Regions from separate parts of the Mus musculus genome. Here region 1 is linked to region 2. A link is a loop called in an ENCODE intact Hi-C map of the cell type or tissue named here. Cell type or tissue: heart. All regions are shown on one strand.

Region 1 (8,000 bases), 110 kb before region 2:
CCTGGAACACCTTGCATAGCCACACAAACACAAACACACACACACAAAGGAAGTGCTCAACATCATGTGTGTGTGTGTGTGTGTGTGTGTGTGCAAAGGACACTGTGGGTGGCAACCATGTCCAAATTAGAGACTTTTTCAGTAAATACCATATGCCATTACAGTGGCTGTGTGCCAAAGGGAAAACGGGCACAAAGGATAAAAAATGACACTGAAGTTGGTAAATGTAGGAAAGGGTTGTCTCCTCATAGCATATGTCAATTATTCCAGGGATCCACCCCATAATCAGCATCCAAACGCTGACACCATTGCATACACTAGCAATATTTTATCGAAAGGACCCAGAGGTAGCTGTCTCTTGTGAGACTATGCTGGGGCCTAGCAAACACAGAAGTGGATGCTCACAGTCAGCTAATGGATGGATCACAGGGCTCCCAATGGAGGAGCTAGAGAAAGTACCCAAGGAGCTAAAGGGATCTGCAACCCTATAGGTGGATCAACATTATGAACTAACCAGTACCCCGGAGCTCTTGACTCTAGCTGCATATGTATCAAAAGATGGCCTAATCGGCCATCACTGGAAAGAGAGGCCCATTGGACACACAAACTTTATATGCCCCAGAACAGGGGAACGACAGGGCCAAAAAGGGGGGGTGGGCGGGTAGGGGAGTGGGGGTGGGTGGGTATGGGGGACTTTTGGTATAGCATTGGAAATGTAAATGAGCTAAATACCTAATAAAAAATGGAAAGAAAAAAAATAAAGATATAATATTTTTATTCTTTGAAAAAAAAACAAATAAACATAAATGATAGAAATAGAGAACTAAACATCTGACAAATACCACACCCATAACTGTCATGGCGAATAGTCATCAGTGGATGCTAGAGATGACTCAAGAGTACTCTGATGAAAACTAGGGTGCCTGTGCATCCTAAGAGAACTCAACTGTAAAAGAGAAATAAAGGACTACTTTGCAGTGGGACAAATGTGACCTACATCACAACAACCAATTAACAGATGCTAACACCCCCAGGAATGAGACAAACCAATACTATACAGCACTAGGAACCACCCCACATCATACTTATGGGCTTTCTTTTCTTTTTTGTATGTGTGTGTGCGTGTATGTGTGTGTGCATATTAGTGCACGTGTGTAGATAGGTGCATGTGTGTGTTTCTGTCAGCCCGTGTATGTGAAGGCCAGAGGACAAACTTCGGGTGTCATTCTTTGAGTACAATTCACCTTTCTCTTTTTGAATTTTTATTGCTGCAGAGCCTTTCACTGGCCTGGAGCTCACTTAGTAGGCTGGGCTTGCTGGCCAGTGAGCCGCAGGAATCTGCCTGTCTTCATTATCTCTGCTTCATTAGCTCTGGAACAACAAGTATACATACTTAGCTTTTTATAGTTTTAGATATAGGGTTTGAGGACCAAACTCAGGTCTTACTGCTCGTGAAGCAAGCATTTTACCAACTTAGCTATCACCCAGCCCTATGGTTTTCTTGCCAAAATGCATAACTTGAATTTCATCAGGAAGGGATAGGAGACCAGCTCAAAGTGAAAATTGTTCTATGAAATTTATTGGCCAAATGCCCTTCTGAATGCCAAGGCCATGAAAGACTATTGAAGAGTGAAGAACTGCCCCAGATTAACAGGGACTGAGTAGACCTGGCAGTTTAAAGGTCAAGAATGGTGATGAACTGGGCCTTGGTCCAGGAAAGGGACATTAGGAGGATGGTTGGAAAGTGTGCACTAGGTCTGGAAATAAGCTTGCAGAACTGTAACAGTAGTAAATTCTTACTTTGGGTCATTTTACTGTGTTATGTAAGTTGTTCACATCAGGGGCTGAGGAAGAAGTGTATATTGGAATTTTTTACTAGTATTTACAACCTTTAATAAGCCTGAAATTATTACAAAATGGAAATCCAGTAATAAAAACACATTTAATTGGCATATTAAAATTTTAGGAGTACCACAAAAAAATAAATAAGAGGAAAGGAAATACAGAAAAACAAAGCAATCCATCAGAAATTAAGAGAGGAAGGAGAAAGGGAAAGAAAAAAAAGTAAGTTGTTAAAATGTAACCAAAGTGACAGAAACAAAACCAGGTAGATCAGCAATCAAAATAAATTACATTCTCTGGTCCAGAAACAAAAGTACTCATTAGAAGTTTGGAGCCAGTGGCAGCCTGTTTCAAGGAAGAGCATTTTTAAATGTCAGGTTGTACAAAGATGGGGAATGAGAGTCTGTAGGCAGAGCCTGAACCAACAAGAGGAACTAGTGACAAGATGGGGAGCCAGGATTTACAGGGGAAAGAAAAATAGCAGGAGCCAGTCAGAATGATGTCAGCAGCAGCTGTGCCTGACAGGGGCTGAGAGAATGTAAGCTTATTCCCTGATTCTGGAAGGTCTGGGTGGGGTGGCCTCCTCCACATCCCAGCTACAACATTCCATGCCTAGGCCCTGAACAATCACCATGACAGGAGGAGGGAGAGGTGAAGGGGACACCCAGGAGTGACACCAGTCACTATTGCTCAGAGGTCATTCTCTAGATCTGATTCAATGTCCCCAACCCAGCAGTAGCTGTGGAGTGTACATCCAATCTGACACAAAGAGGAAACATCATCAGGCCCAAAGCAAAAGCGCGCCAAGGAGGTTCACAGCACCTGAGTCTGTGTGTGGGATAAAGTGTCCCTATAAAATAAAAAGGTGACAGAATTGGAATAACTAGCAGATCACTGATAACTGATAAAAGGAAGTGTGTGTGTGTGTGTGTGTGTGTGTGTGTGTGTGTGTGTGTGTATGTGTTTGTGTGTGGGTGTGGGTGTGCGTATGCACACATGTGTATGTGCACAAGCCCAAAAGCACTTGCCCGTGTGTGCACATGTGAGCTATATGCACACATAGAGACTCCTGCTCTATCTATCTCATTCCCTTGACACTGAATCTCTCACTGGTAGCCAGCAAGCCCCAGATCCTTATGTCTCCACCCAGCACAGTACTTGTATGGCAGGTGCATACTTAGCTTTTTATATGGGTGCTGAGATCCAAGCTTAGGTCCTCATGCTTATACTGCAAGCATTCTTATCCACTAAGACATCTCTGCAGCACTGCTAGCAACACTTTTTTCACATGTTGGTTGGTAAATAATCAACAAAGACAAAGATTAAGGGGAAAAAAACAGCTCTGAAGAGCACTAACATTGACCTAGGTCTATTGATGGGGCATACAATCCAGCAAGCAGAGAAAATACAGTCTGTTTACACACCGTGAGAAGTTGACTCCAAAATCATTACAGAGAAAAGGAAACTAAGCAAGATAAAAACGTGAATTTGGACAGAAAACGTCGCACTTGGGTAAACAAGGAGTTAAGGACAACCCTCAGTGGAGGGAGGACTGGAACTCTCAAAAGCAAACTGCTCTGAAAGCACTGTATATCAAATTTATGAGATCCGATGAAAGCAAGGATTAGAGGAAATTTATAGTCTTACATTCACCTATTAAATATTGAAAATAATTGAGTTAAGTATTCATTTTAAGAGCTAAGAGAAAACAGATTAAAGAACAAAGAGTGTAGAAACAAATAAATAAGATACGAATAAAAAAATAATGGGAAATATATTAAAGACTTAGAAGACTAAAAGCTGGACTTGAGACAAACTTCAAGTAAATCTGCCCAATTTTTTAAAAGGGGGTGAATTATACCTAAATAAGGAGAAATTATGGAAAATATAACTCATATAAATTCAGGATTCTAAATGACATGAACAATCATAGACAAAATAAATAGATGATAAATATATAGATAGATTATAGATAGATAGATAGATAGATAGATAGATAGATAGATAGATAGATAGATAGATAGATAGACAGACAGACAGATAGACAGATAGGCAGGTAGACAGATAGACAGGCAGACAGACAGGCAGACAGACAGGCAGACAGACAGATGATAGATGGTTGGTAGGTGGTACACAGATGTGCAAGCATGTACATGCACACACAGAGAGACAGACATACACACATGTGCACACAAGTTGATCCAGAAAAATTTTATAACATCTAAGTGAGATGAGGACCTTCAAATAAGCTAATTGCTAGTTAACAGTTAGCATAGAAAACTATATAACTGCATCCTTAGTCCATACTGAACAAAAATTGAACTGCACATAAAAAAGCCTGTGCAACAGTTTTTAGACATAGCATAATAAAACATACAAGAATTATCTTTAGAAAGATGGGGTGATATGATACCTTAAATGAGATGCCCCCAAAGCAAGTATTATAATAAAAAACAATGTGTTAAAATTAATTATATTTAAGTTAAAACTTTTGGATTACAATAGACATCACAACAAACAACTAACCAGAGAAGACACTTGGTAGTGACATGGGTTTTAATGAGGCTATCCAAAACTATATTCCTGATATCATTAATATAAAGACAAATATACCATAGGAAAAGAAACAAATTATGGGCGTAAGCAATTTATAAGAAAGGGAGAGAATGCCACCACTGTATGAGTTTAGAACAAATTTTAAACCTCAAGACATCAGATAAATTAAGTACTGCCAACTTTGGGGCAAATACAAAGTTATAACCCTCACACCATCCTGAGGGAAATACAACTGATGAAATACTTTTAGGGAAGAACTTAGCAATACATGTATCTTGTGGTTCAACAATTCTATTCTTTGCCTGCTTCTTCTGATGTCATCCAGTTGGCTTTCCCCTTTAAAAGATAACAACCACTTTGGACAGCTCCCAGCCACGGGTAACTCCAGCTACAGATGTCTAATCCCCTCTTCTGACCTCTTCAGGTACTGCCTTATATTCACATACAGAGATGTAGTAGATACACAGGCACATAAATAAAACATAAAGTAAATCTTTAGGAAAAAAAAAAAAAAAACAACCAAAATGATTTTGAACACCAGTGTCATCACATCTCATCTTCACTTTAAAAGAAAAAAAGAAGTGTTTTTTTTTTTCTGTAATCTAAAGTTTCAAGCAATTGAAAAAAAATTTAAATTATCTTACTTATTTTGTGTGGTAACTTTGTTGCCAAAGTTGGTACTACCTTTGATACCCAAACCAGAAAATTTTCACAAAGATTTTCCAGGAAAGTTGAATAAAAATCATTACTGCAGCATTACTAGAAACATTCAAGATAGAAATGTGCACAGTCAAGAAGTGACTGCCTTGTAGCATGGTAATAGGATGGGCAGAGTACAACACAGATGTCCCAGCGAGCCAGTGAGGGCTATCAGTGCCAACACAGAAGACCACAGCAAATAGAGAGCACTAAGACGGTTGTGATGTGCTCCTGCTAAATGACGATGGCTGGCTAACATGCTCTATGACTAGAGAAGCATAAAACTACGGGGATACCAAGCACACTGAAGTCATCTCACTGCAGAAGGGAAAAGGGTAATATTGGAGAGAGGTGGGGCTGAATCACTGGCTCAGTACACAGATACCTGCTGGCAACCCTGCCAACCAGCATTCTATACCTAGGACCCACATGGTAAAAGAAGAACAGACTCCTGCCAACTGCCATCTGACCTCCACACATGCACTATGTCACACATGGCCCCACACTCATACACACGCAAGCAAAATAAAATAAATTTAAATGTAATAAAAAGTTTTAAATAAAGATTTTAACTTGGCCAGAGCAAAAGTAAAAGACTGAAAGAAAGCCAAGTTCCTTCTACAGCCTTCTTCCTGGGCCAGTGCCCCCAGTCAGAGTCTCTCCAGGACACCAGGGTACAAACAATGTTTTCTTTCACCAGATTTGAACCATTTGTACACACAGCATCTTTGCTCCTTCAGTCAGCTTCCCCTGGTGCAGCCAAAATAGCTCATTCTCCCACCCTTCCCCCATTCTGAAACCAAAAGACAACAGCTGGCTTCTCCAACTTCTGGCAGTTACAAAGAGTTTTCCACCATTCCTGGAATGTGGGTAAACAAACATTTCTAGACTCCCTTTTCATTTCAGGCTCAGTTTTCATCTTCTAAGACTTGAGCCCCCAACTAAGTGGGAGGCAGAAGGGAGCCGGTAGTATTTTGCTCTGCAACCCTGGACCTGGGCTCAACACCTGGAACACTTCTAAAGACAGAAGGAAAGAATCAATGCCACTATGTTGACCTCTGACCTCCACATGTATGCCATGACATGCACACATGCAAACAAGAGTGGGAGAGTTCCTATGAGTTAATGTGCCCCACTCTGCCTCACTGGCTCTCCTTTCCTGATAGTAAAGACGCCCTGGGTATCATAGCACAGAATACATTCCCTGCAGTCCTATTCTATCTGACACTTCAGACAAGGCACCTAGGACCTCTATGCTTCCATTTCAACCTCCATAAAAGGGAAGTAAAAACAGATCTCTAAGGAAGTTACTGGGAGCTTTGGATACTGAGTTCCTTCAGTGGCATACACACTGTACATCAGTCACCATGTTAGTGCTATATCTGTCTTACTAATCCTCTACTCTGAGAGAATGGAAAAGAGAATGCCAAAAGGCACACAGCAGTTGCCATATAGCTCTCTTCCCAATTAAAACTCTTTCCTGGAGGGAGGCTTGGTAAGACTCAGGAAGTCACTGAAACTTACACGACACAGGAAGTTCCTGGAACCTTCTTGGCAAGGCTGTTCTCCAAGGTTATATAAAGTATAAGAGTTGCATAGGACAAAGACTCTCCAATCAGCAGAGCTGCCTGCAAGGCAATGTCTGCAAGTCCTGCTTTGAGGTTACAAGAGCTGCATGGAGGCTTCAAGTCCTGCATTGCTTTTATGAGTAGCCACCCATATTGGGGCAGGCTTTGGAGATGAAGTATCCCTAACCCATATTCCTGAATAGAACCTTAGTAATCTCAAGTTCCATTGAAGATAAACACAGGCCTCACTGTGGTGCTTTGAATGAGAATGTTCCCCTATAGGTTCAGATATTTGAATTCTTGGTCCTCAGTTGGTGGTGATGTTTGAAGTCTAGGAAGTGTGGTCTTGCTAGAGGGCATAGGTCACTGGGAGTGGGAGGCTTTGAGGTTTCAAAGCCTCACATCACCCCCTCTCCTTGCTTACAGTTCAATGAGTGAGCACTCGGCTTCATGCTCCAGTGCCCTGCTTGCTGCCTGCTGCCATGCCTCCCTGCCATGACAGACTCTGATTCCTTTGTAATTGTAAACCAAATAAACCCTTCCTTCTATATGTTGCCTTGGTCTTGGTGTTTTATGGCCACAATGGCACGCTAGCATGTGTAAGGTGGGTCTGAAATACCTGCTTCCATCTTTGAGGTTCTGTATCTGTAGACCCATTCACCATTCTCCACCTTGCCATCAGTGAATACCCCAGCACAGCAGTGAGTAAGTACCTCAGCCCAGCAGTAAGTACCCTGGCCCAGCAATGAGTACCTTGGTCCAGAAGTGAGCACTTCAGCCAAGCGCTGAGTATTGTCTTATACAGCCTGTCCCATGCTCGTCTTCCAAGCCTGATACTAATCCAAGCTCCACAAAGACAGTTATTCTTAGCATGTAAGAGTATATATATATATATTTGTCCTATGCAACTCTTATACTTTATATAACCTTGGAGAACAGCCTTGCCAAGCAGTTTCCAGGAACTTCCTGTGTCGTGTAAGTTTCAGTGACTTCCTGAGTCTTACCAAGCCTCCCTCCAGGAAAGTGTATATATATCAGAGATAGTGAATTCTTCCATATAACCTCACCCCTCTCAGACTCTGGAGACTCTAGATTAATTTTCACTGAATTAATCTACAGAATGAGTCAAACTTCTGAAAAGGAGTTTGCACTATTTCCTAGTCAGAGTTTCTATTCCTGCAAACATCATGACCAAGAAGCAAGTTGGGGAGGAAAGGGTTTATTCAGCTTACAATCCACATTGCTGTTCATCACCAAAGGAAGTCAGGACTGGAACTCAAGCAGATCAGGAAGCAGGAGCTGATGCAGAGGCTATGGAGGGTGTTACTTACTGGC
Region 2 (8,000 bases):
TGACGACTCCCCTGCTATCTATATCAAGGTAGCATTGCCTGATCTTGAGCTAACACCATTAGGACCAAAGAGTAGGTCTCTGGTGTCTTTTGCACTATGTCATCTTTCAATATGCCACAGGATGTATCCACAGTTCACTGATACTCTAGCCCAAATGTCTGTGTTCCTCCCCCCATCTCTAGAATCCCTGGCTAAAATCTGATCCCCAATAAAAAGATATTTGTGCATGGGCCTCTAAGGTAATTAGGTCATGGTGGCAGCTATACCATGAATGGGATTAGTAATACCTTTAACATTCACATACATGCACATACATGCATATACACACGTAAACATACATACATATGCATAAACACAAACACACACACAAATATATACACATATACATGTACCCACACAAAAACACATATGCACACAAACACACATGAAAACAAGCACACACATAAACACACTGGCACATCCATACGAGCACACACACATGCACATTACATGCACACACACACACATATCATTCACCCATTCTACATGAGGACCCAGCAAGAGAAAGTGGCAAGAAGCAAGCTGTCATTAGACACCAAATGATTTCTACCTACAGGCCTCCTAGCCTACAGAATATAACGGTCTCACCCTGCATCGGTCAAATGAAAGACCCTCCACTCAGTAATCCCACTACTCACAGAAGCATCCACCTACCCGTCCTTGAATAAGCAAAGCCTTTGGCTTCCCATGAACCAATCTCATCATGTGCGTTTTGGGCTTTACAGGGATCTGACCTGAAGGATCCTAATCTCCAGGAAGCACTTGGGTTAACCCTTGAGTTAACTTCCTGTCCCTCTTGTCATCTTTCCTCCCAGAAGTCCCTTCCAGGCTCCACACTGTGCATGGTTTGGATCAGTTAGATCCAAGCAAGATGGGAAGAGCTCCAGGCTCCACCATGAGCAGTCCCATCAGCTCTAGTGTGAAGGAGGTAGTGGCCCAAGGTTTCTCAAGGCCTCAGAGTCTCTGCTAAATTATTCTTCTTCTCAAATTGCCTCCACACTTCAGGAGCAAGCACAATCATAGTTCATTGGTGGAATACACACTTCCGAAGCAATTTTAAAATAATCGCACTGTATGCTAAACCTTGGGAAGGAGACAAAAAGAAAAAGCCCGCAGCCAAGTCATTCTAGCCTGAGCAGCGACGACAGGATTTCATAATTAGGAAACGCGGTGTCATTTCTGAACGCTAAGGCACCTTTGAAACACCTTACCGAACGGTAGGCTGAATATCTGATACCGGATTGATTTCAGATTTCAAGTCAACTGCAGCAAAATAATGAGCTGCCTCCATCCTGAGCTGCCAAGCTCCAGTATGGGGGTAGGAGGATGGTGCTGCAGTGGGAGGGAGGAGGAGGGAGGAGGAGGATGGTGCTGCAGCGGGAGGGAGGAGGAGGAAGGCATGGGAGGGACTAGCACAGAGGCCTCTGCATAGCTGAGGGGCTGCAGGCTACAGGACCCTACCATACCCTGCACAAAGTCATTTGCCCCAAGGGTCTATTCTGGACCTCAGCCATTATTTGAAGTGCTCTGAGGCTCAGAGTGAAGGGGATGACAGACTGGACCCAGAGTAACTGCAGGTGTTTCTTGGCACAGGTAGAAGAACAAGACACATAGTGTGACTTCACGTTCTGAAAAGTGATGGTGGTAGTCTCCACCGCCAGCCCTTCGACAGCATCACCAAGCAGCAGCTAGCATGCACTAATCCCTGAGCTCCCATATAGAAAATGGAACTCCTTAGACCTGGAAAAGGGCAACGAGCCATTCTTTTCAACAGCTCCTGCCAAGCCAGCATCCCACCACAGCATCCTCAAGATCTGGCCCTCTAGCCTCTGTGGCTGGAGAGGATGTTGCTTTGCAAAGCCTCCCAAACATGAGGGCTGGAATTTGGATCTTCAGAACCCATGTGAATGCCAGGTAGGTATGGTGGCCCACCTGCAATTTTGGCCTCAGCAGGCAGAGACAGGGGATCCAGACCAAGCTGACGAGCAAGATAAGCCATTTCAGGGAGCTCTGAGTTTGACTGAAGGACCCTGCCTCCTCAGTGAATAAGGGGAAGAGTGTTGAGATAGCTCATAATACAAACCCTGACCTCCTCATGCAGGCACACACATGTGTCCACACACCTGCAAACATGCACAACATACACACGCACGTTTGAAAATGAAAAAAAAAGAAAACACTCTTTCCCATCATCCCAAGTTTCCTTAATGTCACTGTCAAATTCCTAAGGACAGTAGCCTGTGACACATGTGTGGGGAGCCTGCTCACCAAGCCCCCCATTACCAGGCACCTCACTCTTTGAGTCCTTGGGAAGACCTCTGGGCACAGCTACAAAGACAGATGGGTGTTGCCATACAAGTCATGTCCCATCCCCTCTGGAAGGATGGGATAACTAAAATATATTCAGCATCCCACTCCCTACAGCTCCCCCAGTGTCAAATCTCCAATTACTCAAGGTAGCCACCTTCCCCATTTTATTCCCCTCATCAGGACCCCTTCCACTGTTGTATGGAATTTCCTATCAAAATACACGTACCCAACCCCTGGATCAGAGTGCGTGCCTCAAGAACCTACTAAGGGATGCTCCACGTATGCCCTCTACCCCAGGCCAAGTAGTCCTCATGCCTTCTCTCATTCCTAATGTGATGGTCCCAGGCCTGTGATTACCCTAGCAAGGCCAGTGCAGGGTCAGCCTTGCAAAGGGTTCTCCTAATACAAAAGCCTGAGTCAGGATCCAATGCTGTCTGCTCCTCTGTCCAAGATATTTCAATGCCATCATTGCTCTGGATCAGAGCACAAGGCTCACTTCTTAGTGCAGGCACATTTGCTTCTCCATCAGATCACGCCTCAGTCCAGAATCCCCTTCTTAATATGAAGTGTCCGTGCCTTTTGATTTCATCTGGGAATGCTCATCATTTCTGAGTCTTCTATAGACTAAATATTTATACTCTCCATGTCTTCACACAAATGGTCAATGTGAGCGTTAAGCAGGATGGGTTCCAAGTCCCATTGTAGCCTTAGACACCTCAACTCTGCCGTGACTCCCTAAACATACCCAGTGGCTACAGGTTCATGATCCACCACAGGCATGCTAGCAAGTCCATCATTTCTCTATTAGACCTTCAAGGATATCAGATGAGGTTCCATAGACGCCCCCAAGGAAAGCCAGACTAGCCATCTAAAAGGCTAAATGGAATTCAGTTAAATGCCAGGGTCTTTCATCTTCCTGCCTTTACCAGTCTCCTCTTCCACAAAGGTCCCATCAAGAGGAAAATGTTTCTCATACACTTTGGTTACCAAATTCTAATATATGTATGTGTGTTGGGGGCAGGGGGTCAAAGCCAGGGCCTTGGGCAAGCCCCTCTACCACTAAGCCACGCCCCAGCCTCAAACTTGCAAAACTTTAAACATCAGGATGCCTTTGATGTAACTGCTGTCTGGTTTGAGCCTAAGAGCTACAGTCAAAGTAGCTGTAAACAGATCAACACAGCTGCACACCCATAAAAATGTAATGGGCACTGAAGTTTGAATTTTGACATACCACCAAGTATAGTTTCTTTTTACGTGATGCCAGCCCCCCTCCACGCTCGACTCTCACTCCCGAGGTTTCTCCCAAGCACTAAGGGCCAGCTGCCCAAGATTTTCCCCATGTTAGGAACAAAAGTTCCCTATCTTGGGAATTCTCTTGGCTTTATGCAAACCATGACAGTCATTTGGAAGCTCTCTCTGGACAGCTGGTTGGTGTCTGGTTTTTGCTAAGCATGGTGGGGGCTGGAGGAAGGACAGAAGAACACAATGCATACTTGACGCACCAGATCCCCTTACCTTGAATATAAGGACAGGTGGCTGCAAATAGCCCACCATGCAAGATGTATTCACAGGGCAATGCTGCAAGCCCCACGTTCAGGAAGAAACTGCAGAGGTTGCCCATACTCTGGGAGGCTCTCCAGCTGCAACCTCAAGTCCCAACCATTCCTCCCCTCTCTTCCCCATTCAGCATGACCATCAGGGTCTGGCTCACATATCTCTGGCACCCGGAAGCTCTTTGAGGGCTGAGGCAGCCCCCAGATGACTTGAAAAAGGACAAAGTTCAGAAAGCTAAAACTGTCAGGGCAGTGACTGAACTGCTCTCTGCCAGCAACAGAACGTCTTAAAGGACACTGCCGTGGCTAATTGGGTCCTAGGGTTCTAGAAAGTCAACTGGCCTGACCAGGCCCTACCTTCCCTTTGGAAGCACAGTTTACTTCTTCTACCACTTCCTGAGATCGAAATCAGCTATTTTTTGGTAGAGAGAGGTCAAGGTATCATATAGCCCAGGCAAGCTTTGAACTCTAACAAAGATAAGCTTAGAATCCTAACCTTTCTCTTTCCAAACACTGGGATTCCCGGTGTGCACCACCTAGTCCAGTTTATGTGGTGCTAGACTAGCTCAAACTCAGAACTTCCTGCATGATACACCAGCACCCTACCAAGTCACACGCCCCCTCCCCCCAGGAGTCTCAGCTCTGCAGACATACTCCTCACCTCCTTTCCTGTATGTTCATGCTGTGCCTCTTACTTGGGACTGAGACTCTATCTACCCTATTGTCACTCTGGTTACCCATGGCAACCTTCACCCTCTGCCATATAGGCTTCCTCTCCCACAAGTCAATCAAGACTAAATCTCATGAGAAGGTGAGTGTTGCATCATGGTTATTTTTTTAAAGTCTCACACGTGATACCCACGTTCATCCCAGAACAAGCCCATTGTCTGAGGTAGTCTCCACCCTGCCATGGAAGGATAGTACTAACAGGGAATGACCCCGCCCCTTTGTTCCTCTGTCACCTGGACAAAGTGAGCACCTTGCACACTATGAATCCTCTCATTTATGAAATGGGGTTGATTACAGCATTTACCACATAATTGAGGAGAATTAATAGAAACAAAAATAAAATCCCCTATCACAAGACCAGCAAGCACCATGTTACCTAGTAGCCACTTACTATGTAGTATAAAACAGTGTATGATAGTTGCCCAGCAGGTGGATTTTTAACATGGAGGAAGAAGGTAAAGTCTGAGGGCTTTAGGGAGCAGTCAAGCCATGGGAAAGGAAGGAAGGACAAGGACCAGTTTTGCTGGTGTTCCAGTTCTGGCCCAGAGGATGCTGGCAATGCATTGTGTGTCACCTGTTGGATCACCTTTGGTTCTCTGGCTCCCTTGTTCTTGAAGACAATGGTGTTCCTATGCCCTCTTTAACCAGGGTTGAAGAAGGCCTTTCCTAAGAAGCAATATCAGCTATTCTCCGCGGGTGGGGGCTCCTCATTCTTGGTTCGTGAGGTCACTGGCATGGACAAACAGAGGAAACCAGAACTTGGCCTGGAGGGACTTGGAGGCACCAGGCCAGTTCTGAGCTCAGTTTAATTCTACCAGCCACAAATCTTTCTCAATGTCATCCAACGTGCTATGAGCATTGACAAATATTAAACAATAGTGAAACAAATCATGTTCTTCAGCCTTCAGGGCCTCCTCTGAGTACCAGCCAGAGCCGCCGAGATGACTTGGGAAGAAAACCTTGTCCTTGGCCTCCTGCAACCCCACCTAGGAGAGGAGAGGCCATGGGTGGCAATGAATATGAACTCACACTCTCTCAGCTCCATGGGCCTGCGGAAGCAGAACTCAGGAAGGAAGCAGCAGATGTGGAAGTATCCCTGAGCTTCTACTACACGTGGCTCATCCCTTTGCCCACAGACAGTCCAAGCACACCCAAGGCCAGTGACCCCTGCCTTGCCACTGTTCTGACTGGGCTTTCCCACCATTCAGGATTCATCTTGCTTGTCTATTATGATCTGTTGCTGGTGCCGACCTAAAGAAGTGCATCAAGAAAACCTGGGGGAAGGCAAAAAGATGGATCAGGTGGTTAAAGTAGTTGCCATCCAAGGGTGAGGATGGAGCTCAGATCCTCAGAGCCCATATTAATGCCAGGTGGGCATGGAAGCCTGCTTGTAATTCTAGCCTTGGTGGATGGAGACAGAGGAGCCCCACAGCATGCTGGCTAATGCGACTTGACAAATCAGTGAGCCCTGGGATTGATTGAGAGCCCTGCCTCAATGAATAAGGCAGAAGAGCTATTGAGGATGATTGCTGACATAAACTCAGGCCTCCACATGCATGTGCACATATGTGCCCACACACATGCAAACACTTAGACATCCACCCATGTACCCATATACACATATACACAATGGTGTGTGTATATGTGTGTATACATGTGTGTGTGTGTGTGTGTGTGTGTTTGTGAGAGAGAGAGAGAGAGAGAGAGAGAGAGAGAGAGAGAGAGAGAGAGAGAGCCTGAGAGATAGGCTCAATTCAGTAGCAGAGTATCTGCTTAACAGACACAGGCCCTGGGTTCTACTTTCAACACCACAACTGTGAAAAGGAAAATAGCATGTAATTCCTTGCTAGGCACACCAGCACACACTCATAATCCCAGCTACTTGGGAGGCTGAGGCAAGAGGATTATTGGAGTTCAGTAGTCCCAGGCCAGCATAGGCAACATTGTGAGACTCTAACAGAACACGACAGAAAGCAAACACTGGATAACTTCCTTGGGTAAAGGCAAGCTCTCTGGAGGCCCCTGTGGAGGTGACCTTCCTACCAGGTCGTGCTGTGCCTGGCAAGGTTCAGTGTACACAATTTTGCTACATTACTATTTTAAAAACAAACAACAAAAGCCTTTAAAAGGAAGGACAGAGAACTTTGTTCCAGTTGCACGGTGTCACTGTGGGGAAAGGATGTGACTAGCAAAGACAGGTACACATCCAAAGCCAGGCTCCCAGCATGCCCTGCACACAGAGGGGACTGTAGGCATGGAAGGATTGCCATTTCGGCACTCACTGGTGAAGGGTCACCTACCCTCTGCTTCTCCAGGAGGCACAAAGCGTCATGGGATAAATGACCTTGCTCAACTACCCTTTCTCTGTCCACTCAGCTCAGCTCCCAGAATGTAGGACGTACTCAGTAAAGCCTGGTGGATACGGACGAGGGTTGGCCGGACATTAGTGAGGATGCTGGGTGTTATGTAACTTAGAGACCCAGAAAATACTGCGCTTTAGATGCAGGGATGAAGCCTCATCTCCGGTCAGTTTCCCCCACTGGCCTGTAAGCTCCTTAAAGGTTCAGCCACACTCAGCTGCTGCTGTCTTGCCCAGATGTTTTGGGTTTGTGGAAGCAGGAGGCCTCTTGCTGACCGTGCCTGGAGAGGAGACCAAGAGGGCTGTCCCTATCAGGAGCTCCCACAGAAGACACAGAGAATGGTCCATAGACATCACAGACCCTCCCAAGAAAATGGCACAGAAGAAGACAGGGATTTCAGCCTTCCTGGCTCTGCTCCAGGACCCAGAGATTTCTTTATTCAAAACTTACAAACTCTGTAAAAAAAAAAAATTAATTCTGTGGCTTAAGATACAGGGATTTCATGCAAGGTGTATCTGCCCTGACAGCGACCTTGTCTGTTCAGCTCCACAGCCACCTCATGGAGACTGAGGAACCTGGGGGTGGGGTAAAGGGATGAGAGTCAGGGAGAGTTAGGGGTACCATGCAGAGCCTACTATGGCAGAGCCAGGGATGAACAAGGAAGATGTCTCTACAGCCTCTATATCAGCCTGACCTCATTCTATCCATGGAGAGGATAGATGTGTCTAAACAAAGCCAACTTCTCATCTGAGTCAAGGGGATTGAATGCAGGGGTCCCTGGGGACCCCTGAGCAGGCTCTGTAGAGCAGACCAGGTCCTGGGGACAACCTGTCTTCACCATGGATGTAGCTTGGACACCCCATCTGGAGCCACTGCCACTGACAGAATTCAGCCAGAGAGCCGGGCATCATTGACTTGGTACTTTGCAGATTATGAGATTGCGGAAGGCCCTGAGAAGTGGACTCACCCACTGGAGGGCCCCTGTCTCTGGGCATCAAGTCAGCCATCT

The links. A loop is a pair of places that touch in the nucleus more often than their neighbours do. Peaks named below come from ENCODE experiments on the same cell type or tissue, not always from the same donor. Only the 100,000 strongest peaks of a DNase experiment are listed, where the experiment ranks them.
Region 1: a loop joins it to region 2, with 4 times the contacts of the local background. A loop is called at or near these places in 3 of 42 quality-filtered maps.

The regions. Positions count from the first base shown.
Region 1 is chr9:68,129,325-68,137,324 of GRCm38, reverse strand. No RefSeq gene overlaps it. Among named protein-coding and RNA genes, the nearest start is that of Gm20745, 110 kb to the right of the region's middle. In heart, a CTCF peak has its summit at 4,807; a DNase peak (open chromatin) is centred at 5,874.
Region 2 is chr9:68,018,587-68,026,586 of GRCm38, reverse strand. Gm20745 (predicted gene, 20745) reads left to right here and starts at 873. Exons shown (of 3, transcript NR_045745.1): 1 at 873-1,256; 2 at 1,633-1,953; 3 at 5,533-8,000. In heart, no CTCF peak of the experiment used is centred here; DNase peaks (open chromatin) are centred at 3,806, 4,066 and 5,446; H3K27me3 peaks cover 486 bases.